2 separate regions of the Homo sapiens genome follow, and region 2 is linked to region 1. A link is a loop called in an ENCODE intact Hi-C map of the cell type or tissue named here. Cell type or tissue: K562. All regions are shown on one strand. Each heading gives the region's core, and the rest is flanking DNA. Links, peaks and the distances in the headings are about the cores only.

Region 1 (5,387 bases), core at 120-5,119:
TTCAGTGATTTTAGGTTTCCTGTTTCTTGAATGGCCACACTTTTCTATCAAGTGTTTCTATTTTGATTGTTTGGCTCCACTCTTTGCCTTTACCTTTGAAAGTTATGAGAATTGTGTCCAGCCGAATTCTGCCTTCATTATGAGATAACATCAGAGAATTTGGCAGTCCACTGAAGGACACGCCGCAAGATGAAATTCTTGTTTCAGCTTATATTGTACTGTATTGTAGCATTATGTTGTAGCAATATAATGGGTTTTGTTTAGAAAGTAAAAGTTGGATTCCCCCCTTATGCAATCATTAATAATGGTAAATTTTTCTGCTTAGAATATACTAATAATGCATAGCGGAAATTTTCCTAGATATTCAATCCACTCGTGTTCGTTCTTCTCTAAGTTTTTGGACTGTAAATTTTACTGAAGCAAATAAATTCCTTCTGAAAGGAAGAAGGAAGGGAGGAAGGGATAAAAGGAGTGAAGAAAGGAGGAAGGAAAGAAAGACAGAAGGCAGAGAAAGAAAGCTATGACTATCTTGCTCCAAAGGAAAGTCAACATGATGCTCCTGGGATACCCAGAGACAGTCTAATACATTTCAGATAATGGAAGTTATGCTCGGAAGTGATATGTGTCATATTCCCCATATTCTAGACACTGCTTTTGCTCCCAAATAAGATGTCTGGGCATGGCTTTACTATTCTTTGTTATACATAAATAATAAAAAAATGAGAACCATTTAAATATTTGATTTTCTTGGTAGCATCAACCTAAATAATAAGAGATACTCTCAAAAGAAAATATATTTATTTGGGAATAAAGCATTGCAACGGGAATATGCATGTCATAGTAAAACTATGTGTGTATTTAGGGAAGTAAAAGAAGACAAAGGTTTTTAAAGGAAAAAATGAGGATTATATAATTGTTTTGAAATAATTATCCTTTGCTACAAAGTTCAACAACAAGCTGACGCCAGTCTTAGGCAGTTGCTGCACAGATGTCCTTGCAGAATATTTTCTGTGTAAGGTTGTGATGGCGTTTGTGCAAGGTTGTGGGTTTTGCAGTCTTTTGTGGTAGTTTTTGTTATCAGGTATACAAGCATGAGAACCCTGTATTCATGGCCTTCCCCAGCTCTATTTGTCAAGGTTTTCTTAATATCGGTGACTCCATTTTGATTCTGAAAACTTTCACAATAGCTAAACCAGTGATAAAATAAGTTCAACAAAACATGAGTTATGGCTGGGCATGGTGGCTCATGCCTGTAGTCCCAGCACTTTGGGAGGCCAAGGCGGGTGGATCACCTGAGGTCAGGAGTTTGAGACCAGCCTGGCCAACATGGTGAAACCCTGTAACTACTAAAAATACAAAAATTAGCCGGGTGTGGTGGCGTGCGTCTGTAATCCCAGCTACTAGGGAGGCTGAGGCAGGAGAATTGCTTGAACCCAGGAGGTGGAGGTTGCAGTGAGCTGAGATTGCACCACTGCACTCCAGCCTCGGTGACAGCACAAGACTCCATCTCAAAACAAAACAAAACAAAACAAAAAAACCCATCAGTTATTATGACTTTGTCTGAAATCTGGAGCTTTGCTCTACTATGTCAAATATGGGCTTATAAGCTCCACTATTAATTTTACTTGTGAATAAGGATGTAAGCCAAAATTGCACCCAAGATAATTCAATAAAATTACTTATATTTTTAAAATCTCCATCATCACTGGTTTTAAGGAACTCTACAAGTAACCATGTCAACAATTTGCTGTAAACAGTAAACAGATGTCATTAGAAAGTATAATACAATTCATTAGGAGTTTATAATAACTTGCCACACTGCAAGTTAAAGTATATCAGATTGTAGTATCTCTCCCAAGTACTTTAATATTAAGAAAAAGTTTAAAATAACAGAAAGTTGTATATGGAAAAATGTTAAATGTTTTGAATAGTATACTAGAGAATCTATTTCCTGCTACTTGGAAAAGTGATTATTGCTTCACTTACTCCCACAGTTAACCTTCCACGGTCATAATAATCTTCAAAGATATCTATCCACAAATATTTTTGAAACTATACAAATATTCCCTTCAAAGAGACTTGCTTATTTCTTTTCTTTTTCCTCTTTTCCATCCTTTCTCCTTTCTGCCTTTCCTTCCTTTCTTGATTCCTTTCTTTTTTTTTCTTTTTGTCCCTAAAATTGTTACGCTACAAAATGTTGCTGCTTTCCTATTCTAGGATATCTATGGAACATGAGCACTATATATACACCCATAACACATCACACACACACATTATACACAGACATACCAATCCCCACACTCATCCCCACACATAAGCACAAAGCCACACCACCCCCCTACTGCCGCCACATGCACAACATTCTTCCACTGCACGTGGGACATGATTTCAGATTCTGCAGCTTCAGTTTCTAGGACCTTACTGCCTGCGACAGACACAGGTTTTGTGAAACCTGAGTTTAGACTATTTAGGGAGTCTTCCTTAAAGCCAGAGTCAGAAAGCTTAAATAATTGCAGTTAAAATGCCTTACATTTTTTCAGATTTTACAAAATCATATAGTCATAGGAACATATTACTAGAGCCCTCTCAGTGCCTTACAAGGGGCCTGTACAAGCAAGGGCCCTGAAGCTTATGCTTCGTATACCATTAAATCCACCTCTGCCACACCCACCTTGAACCACTCCACAAATTGTCCTAAGCAATTGACACAGCCTCCAACCTTCACTTTGATAAACCTGGCCTCAAAGGACTATCAGGAAATCCTCACAAAAGCAAGCAGTAAAGAATCCAAATTTATGGCAGTGGACTTTCCCTCCGCTAAAACCCGGCACTTAAAGAACAAGTAAGAGCCAGGTTTTAGATAAGGCCTCATTGCCCAAGAGGGAGACGCACTACATTTCAAAACCAGTATAATGAAAATCCACACGCCTCTTTAGATTTTTAAATTTGGAAAAACAGAACCACAAAGGACATCATTGGCAAGAAAACAACCCAGATTGTATAGCAAAAAAATGTTCTGCCTTTCCAGAATGTGTGAGGCCAAACTGATCCACAGGCGACAATCCAGGACCAAGTCCGGGCCTGCAACCCTGACAGCTGGCTTTACTGCCCACCCACAGACTTTGAACAGATAGGCATGAAGATTCTGTGCACTCCCCTTCTTGGAAGAGGAATTAAAACACCCAGAGCCTCTTCCACTGTTTGACTCCACCTTTTAGCTTAAACACCCCGGGATTACCAACAAAGCAGCTCTCCCTTATCTCAGCCAGCACCATGATTTTTATTTTTATTATTATTTCAGATGTCCTGTGTAAATCCAAGCCATTACTGGAGAAGTCACTTGTCATATTTATGACTTCTACTCACATTGTTCACAACATTAATGTTAACCTTCTTTTCAAACAGCTTCTCCATAAGATCCAAATTATTGCTTTTAGCAGCATTCTGAAAGCTTCTCTCATTTGGGAGTACTGAAAGAAAGCAAAGCAAGCATGACTGAGGGAATTTAAGGAGGCCAAAGAGAAAGCATATTTCATAGGGCAAACCTTGTAACAACAGCTTTGAGTCTTTCACATTTTGCTGTTTTATTTAAGACATGGGAACTTCGCTTCAATATCTTACAAAACTGTAGTATCAAGATTTCATTTTCTCCTCATGCTGCAAGCGCTTTCACATCCTTAAAAATGTTCCTGGCCCCAAACAAAACATTATTCATGAGGACCACCCTGAAGTCAGTAACCTGGTATCTGGCTTAGAAGGTCAGAAGGCGGCCATAGACTTCCCAGGGGGCATTGTTTGTAAAAAACCTTGTACAAGATTAGGCAGGGAGGAGTCCAAATGCTCCTACAGCTTACAGAGATAAAACTGTTGTCTTCAGAACTCTATACCGAGGCCAGGCCTGCATGAAGATTTCAAAATGCAGCCCATCATACATACAGACACAAAGTTAAAGGGGATTAAAATGTTTTATTCTCATTTATATAAAAACACATAGAAGTAGATTGACATCTACTATAAACATCACATTTCACACACATATACACATTCATATGGTAGGCTTTATTAACTATCACAGAGAAGATTCCAGGGTTTATTGAGTTTTTTGTTATGTAGGGGAGTAGAGGGCTCTCAGAGGACAGCCCAACATAAGGGGTAAGACCAGAATTGAGGTTAAGTAGGAGTCAATAACATACCATCTCCAAACAGAAAGGACCGTAAGAGAGGTTTCTGTAGATGTGTTGTGGATTAGTTTCCTAAGGGTTTCCTTGTTTTTTAAATGGTACCATCATAACATTCAATGTTCCCCAAGTTTTTGCCGAAGCAAAGACCTTTCAGGATACTGCCAAGTCCAATCAAGGACCAACCAAGGAGTATCTTCTTGGGAAATATTGTTATGGGCTGAATTGTGTCCCTCCAAAATTCCTATGTTGAAGTCCTAACCCCAAGTACCTCAGAATGTTGACTATATTTGGAGATAGGGCCTTTAAAGAGGTAATTAAGGTAAAATGAGGTCATATAAATGGGCTCCAATCTGATAATGATTGGTGTCCCTATAAGAAGAGAGATTAGGACACACACACACACACACACACACACACACACACAGGGAAGACCAGGTGAAGGCAGGGAGAAGGTGGCCATCTATAAGCCAAGGAGAGAGGCCTAAGAAGAATTGAACTTTTCCAACATCTTGATGTTGGACTTGTAGCCTCCAGAACTGTGAGAAAATAATTGTCTGTGGTTTGAGCCATCCAGTCTGCTGTACTTTGTCGTGGCAGCCTGAGTAGACTCATGCAGATTCACATGTTCATTCTTTCTATTACCTGGATCCTTCTCTTCGTTCCTACCCCTACTCTTGTCACCATTCTAGGTGACTTCAACCTCCTCACAGATGATTAATCCAACACCTTGGCCTCTTAGTTCCCTGACTCTGTCACCTCTAATAATCTTCCCCAGATCTGACCTTAGCCATCAAATTTCAGAGACACATTCCTGAACTAATCATCCCTCAAACTGCACTACCTCTGAAATCTTGACTTCCAGAATCCTATTCTTTGACCACAACTTCTCATCCATTCAGCTCAGCTGCTCTAGTTCTCCAAGTCCAGAAATTCTGCAACCTTATGAAGTCCTCCAGTCCACAGTTCTAGCCCTTTTTCATATTCTTCATCTCTATGTCCTTACTTCCCTCCTTACCATGTTTAGATTCCATGGTGCCAGTCTGTTTTTGCTGCCATAACAAAATACCTGACACTAAGTAATTTTAAAAAAACAGAAATTTATTTTGCACATTCAGACCATAGCACATGGTCCACCTATGAAATCACTTCTATGCAAACACTTACCTCCCTCACCATTCTTTTCCTCCATTAGACTAGTTGGTCAGA
Region 2 (5,387 bases), core at 298-5,297, 51 kb before region 1:
AGTTCCCTGTCACCACCATCATCATAGTTGAAAATCAGTGCTACTGCTAGAAGAAATTTATGGCATTAAAAGAACTGAATGCTGAGTGGAAAATCATGTAAATACAATTTCTTTAGGCATTTATGAAACTACACATTTCTTGGAGTTTGAGTCAGTTTTGCTTTTGAAATGACGAGTCTTTTCTGGAAAAAATAAGATAACATTTATGAATACCTAAAATTTTTAAAGCACTGATTGTCTACCAGGCACTATTATTCATTAAATCCCACAACAGCCCTTTGAAGTAAACATTTTTATTTTCTTTCCTAGTTAATAAATGAGAAGGTTGTCACAGGAAGGTCATAGAACTTGCTCGAGGTTTACAACCAGTCAGTCAGCTTTGGAGTTCAAGAGTGAGCTCACACAGCCTTGCGTCAGAACACATACCCTTAGCCAGTTCAGTGGACTGCATCTTCATCTTCTCTAAGAGTTCTTATGGAACCTCTTTCATAGGAAGAATACATTTAACCCTTTTCCCATTTAGAAAAAAAAGTGCAGCTCACTGCCAGCACTTCTTCAATTTTACATAAATACGCTCTTTGAGGCTGAAGCAAATCTGATTTTCATTGTGAAAAACAAATATACAAACTTCTTGGAGTTATTTCTAAACAGAACTAACATCAGAATAGTCTGAATCATCCGAATCATCAATTTCTGAAAAATTGGATTCATGGAATGAATCTTTGGCCAACAATTGTTTGAGAACGATGTTAACATCACATATAGGAATGCTACATTTTCTAGGACTTGACATTTTCAATGATCAAGAATTTCCATATTTTGTAAATGGAAATACCACTAGTAAAACCAGAATGCTATAAGTAGAATGATATCTTTTGTTTCCAAAGTCAATATACTAGAGTGATCCAAAAATAATAATAAAAACAAGATAATTCATGGCAAAGTTTTTTCAGGGTAAATGCTGCAAGCACCACTGGTGAGTATTCTCGGGGCCAATGGGAACAGGGTAAAAGTTGAGGGAAAAACTCCAATATTATGAGATCATGTGATGGAAGGTAAGTATCCACACATTGTTCCTTGTACCTACTACTGCTGGAAACTATTGGATCAGTCGGTGTTCACTCATTTATCTTCTTGCTCCAGGTAAAACTGCTTCAGTGAAAATAATGGCAGATGTTCCTGTATTTTGCTTGAATGCTTGTTATTACATGAGAGCTACAACACCGCCTAATTTATTGATAAGTTTTTAAAGGATCTTTCCTGACAATATGGTCAGTGATTTTGGCAGACTGATTTTTAGCAATAACCTCAGGTGGCAAAGTAATAGCCTGTCTGCTCTTTTTGTTCTACCTAGAGATAACATTTTCAAATACACTAACCTGCAGTTTATCAACAGGGGTAAAATGGCATTTTGAGCAAGACAACTCTTAGTCGTGGAGAACAATCCTATAACTGTATGGGATAGTTTAGCACTTCTGCCCCACCCCACCTGCCCCCACCACACATACACATAAACAAAAACACTCCCACACTTTTTCAAATGCTGAGTAGGGGGATGACACAGAACTGCCAGGCTAATGAGTAACCAGTATTGACTGGGTCATTCCCCAAAGGAGAAGCTGCTGACAGCTTACAAGCCCCTTCCATAGTTCCATACTCCGTGTGAGCCACAGCTAACACCACGCTGGGGCTGTAGCTGGTCAGGATGATATTTCTGTAGACTGCTTCCTGAAATTTTAAGGGAGAAAGAATTTCTGTTGTTGAAACTGTCACTTACCAGCTAGTTTTGGGAAACCTGCGTGTACCAGCTCTTCATACAGTTGCTTGGCCGGGTCACCCTGAGTCATCAGGGTCCCGTGTAGCCAGATAAGCAGAGCCCTGTGGCCATGTTCACGGAAGCTTTCATTTCCTGTGCCAAGCACAAGAGGTCCGAGGTAAAACACCACGAGCTGCTATCTCTTTCCATTGTGATCTCAGTTCCAACTAAACTTTCTGAATGACTGTTTGCTTGCCTGTTCCTCTTCGAAAAAAGCCCTTCCAGTTGCCCTCGCTGTGCTGCTTTATGATGACCAGCATTTGCTTTCCCTCCAGCCTGTGCTATGCACCTGCTATGCTTGGCACACACCCAAAGGAGTGTACAAGAGAGAGGACAGCTGTGGTGCCTGCCCAGGGGGAACAATTTTAATGAAATATGCAACTTCTCATAGACCAGTGCTCTTCAAACTCACAGTGCTTATTTCACCTGGGTATCTTACTAAAATGCAAGTTTGGATTCAGTAGGTCTGGGGTAAGAATCCATGCATCTAACAAACTCCCGGGTGCTGCTGCCACTGCTGCTCCATATTCCCCACTCTGAGCAGCAAGCATGCACCATTCATTCTGCCACTCCAGTCTCAAGGAAGCTACTCTGAGGGAAGTTTGCATCCCTGGGCCAGGATTATTCATTTGATAAATACTCACTGCATATCTCAGCCTAGAGAGGTGTTGGGGGAAGTACCGGGATAGGGAGCCACAAAGCCTCTGTGGTTCCCAACAGGACTTCACTACAGGCTCCTTGCTCTGAGAGAGAGTGTGCAGGAGCAGACATGCTGTGCAAGGGAAGGGCCTGAGCTCTGCAGGGGTGAGGGAGAAGTTCACTGGACAGACTGATATGGAGAAGCGGGCATTTCAGGGAGAGGGAACTGCATACTTACAGAATGTACTCCTGGACAAGTCCTCTGTTCCTTTCCTAATCTTGCTCTTGACAAACTAATTTTTCTTAAATACCATCATGAGTCTGTCACTCCTTTGATCAAAAGCCCACAAACTCCCCAGTGCCAGTAACCTTACCCTGGATCACAATATAATTGAATTGCAAGTGTCATTGTTATTGTGCCAACTAGATTATAAACTCCATCAAACATGCATGGCTTAGAGAGCTGATGTATCTATCCCTCATCCAGCAGAAATAAACACTCCAGGCCCTCCATAAAGGTTCCATCGAAACACTTTAAAATCCCCCTTATCCTGCTGGCAAGTACTCTGAAGATACACTATATTTTCAAGTCATCTCTTTAGGTCAAGTTAGAGTTCCAGGAGGCAACTCAATTTTCCTAAAGACTTCACAGAACACTATAAGCCTAATTAATGACAAAAAAGAAATCTTAACAATAAAAAAATTTTTCTAGTTAGAAACTAGTTAGTATTCAATGTTTTCAATACATTATCTTCTATTTTTCACATGAAAATGTATCCTAAGAATGTGCAATACAAAGTCTCATAATTTACTTGTATGTGGTATAAATAGTGTGTGCTCATGGACTGTGCTTCTGCCATCCCCAGTTCCCAGCAATCCCTAATACAAATAGACCCCTGAGCAAGGACACCTTCTCGTCTTAGGATGTCCATGAGAGGGCAGTGCTCTGAATAGAAAACTTTGCCAAGAAACATGTTTGCTTCATTGTTTTCAAAGCTAATTAGTTGATTAATGCCAAGTAAACTTTCTATGTTTCCTAGGTTTTCGTCTAACCACAAAAAACAAAATTAAGGAATCTAGCTGACCTGACTTCACTAATTATGACAGTTTGAGTCCAGCTGAAATGATTCCATTGCTTGGAATCATCTAGCCAAGAAAGCCCTCTGAGTCTGTATTTGCCGTGTCGCTCATGGCACAGCCAAGTCTCCCCTAAGGCAGTGTCCTACAACAACCCTTTCTCCTACACCCACCTGCTTTAAGGAATTCCTCTTTCTGGAGCGCAGACTTAAACAGCGAGCCTATTGATTACAGAATGAACCCATTCACCCCAGGACAGTCTCAAGGAACATAGAAATCAGATTGGCTTCCCACTGACACACCAACTGTTAAATCCTTGCTTGCTTCCTTAGTGACCGTCCAGTTGGGAATCTTACTGTCTCTCTAGGCTAAATGCACATGTCTGATATGGGTCAATACACATAATCATCCTTTACAAACTTCGGTTTACTGCAGACCATGAGTGTTCACTTTCTGCAAATCTTAATGCCCAAATCACTGGTGTGGACCTAAGCTAACTGCCCCTATTCCTGGGCCCCTTGAAGACTGCAGCTTATTGTGAGTGCCACACACTTCCTTGGAAGACCTCACACCAGGAGGCACTGCTGTTCCTAACAGTGAATTCCTCCTGCCCACATCATCTAGTCTGTACTCACCCGACCACTGCTCCTCAATGGCTCTAATCTGGTCATCTGTAAAGTTCCACGAACGGGCCAGCCTCTGCCACTCATTGGCCTTCAGCTGATGGTAAGCCAGGTCCCAGAGAAGCGTGCGAATGTGTCTGGTCTCCAGACTGTGATCTTGCTTGAATGTCAGAGTAAAGCCTGTTGACGGGTCCCTGATGCTCTCATGATGCTCCTAAAGTGAAAATAATTGTATCAGAAGATTTCAGACATGTTCTACTTATTACCTTATTTCAGAGTATATATGTTTTTCAAACATAACTAGTAAGGTGGTAACCGAGACTATGTTTTCAATGCCTCCTGTCACTGGATCATATATATATTTTTTTTTTTTGCCATCCAAAATGGAAATAAATGCTTGAAATTAAAAGCTTGGGTACCGTCTGTCTGACACAGGAAATGTGAGGGATTTTGCCTATTGTGTCCCATGCTGCTTAGAACAGAGAATGAGAACAGAGAGGCTGTCTTGGCAAAGGATGTGTCACAACAACAAAACCATCTTTAATGGCCTTTGTTTGAACCCATACCCCCATTTCTTCTTTTGGGTATTTGATGTTCTCATATTGAAGCTTCGGTGAGCCCAGATTGGCTGTATCCTTAATAAGACCCCACAGCTGGTCCCTCATTCATCCTGCTCTCTGGTGAGCATAAGGAGAGTAAACTAGGAGCCTAGCTCAGGCTGGGGCTTGGGGAAGAGGTGACTAAGGGAGTGGAGAGGACAGGAGTGGACATCATTTAAAGTCACTATAGCCAGGCTCAGACCAACAGCACTATGCCTAGATTGGCATCTTGTTTTCTGACTGTTGAAAGGTTCCTTTTGTCCCTTCTGCAGAATCCACCAGAGTCCTGCAGAATCAAACCACAAACACCGGAGAAAATCACTGAGTGAAAGCAGGCATCACTGCTTCCTAGAACTGCATGCTGTGCTTATGCCACTAGGCCTCCAGGTAATCCTCCTGCAGAAGTTTGCAGATCAGTTAAGGACATGCAGGACAAGTGGCCCACCAAGAAGTCTGGGACTTCCTTTCTCATGTATAGTGACTTCTATTTTTGTCTTTCACTTAAATAGAGGTGTATCTTAATGAAAATATTCTTGACAACAAGATGGGAATCCAGGCTGGGGCAGGAAATGAACCAAAACTGTCTAGGACCCTGGGTTTAAAAACTGATGAGAAGAACTTGATGGGCCCCCA

Evidence for each region. Peaks named below come from ENCODE experiments on the same cell type or tissue, not always from the same donor. Only the 100,000 strongest peaks of a DNase experiment are listed, where the experiment ranks them.
Region 2: a loop joins it to region 1, with 2.2 times the contacts of the local background. A loop is called at or near these places in 8 of 110 quality-filtered maps.

The regions. Positions count from the first base shown.
Region 1 is chr5:75,614,887-75,620,273 of GRCh38, reverse strand. ANKDD1B (ankyrin repeat and death domain containing 1B) reads right to left here. Exons shown (of 14, transcript NM_001276713.2): 2 at 3,367-3,470. Among named protein-coding and RNA genes, the nearest start is that of ANKDD1B, 6.1 kb to the right of the region's middle. In K562, for the core only: no CTCF peak of the experiment used is centred there; DNase peaks (open chromatin) are centred at 3,183 and 3,823.
Region 2 is chr5:75,665,774-75,671,160 of GRCh38, reverse strand. ANKDD1B (ankyrin repeat and death domain containing 1B) reads right to left here. Exons shown (of 14, transcript NM_001276713.2): 12 at 4,168-4,369; 13 at 1,778-1,909; 14 at 1-182. The coding sequence ends at 121. Among named protein-coding and RNA genes, the nearest start is that of POC5, 49 kb to the left of the region's middle. RefSeq lists an enhancer at 3,681-4,182. In K562, for the core only: a CTCF peak has its summit at 3,386 (motif pointing right); DNase peaks (open chromatin) are centred at 1,630 and 1,850; H3K4me3 peaks cover 411 bases.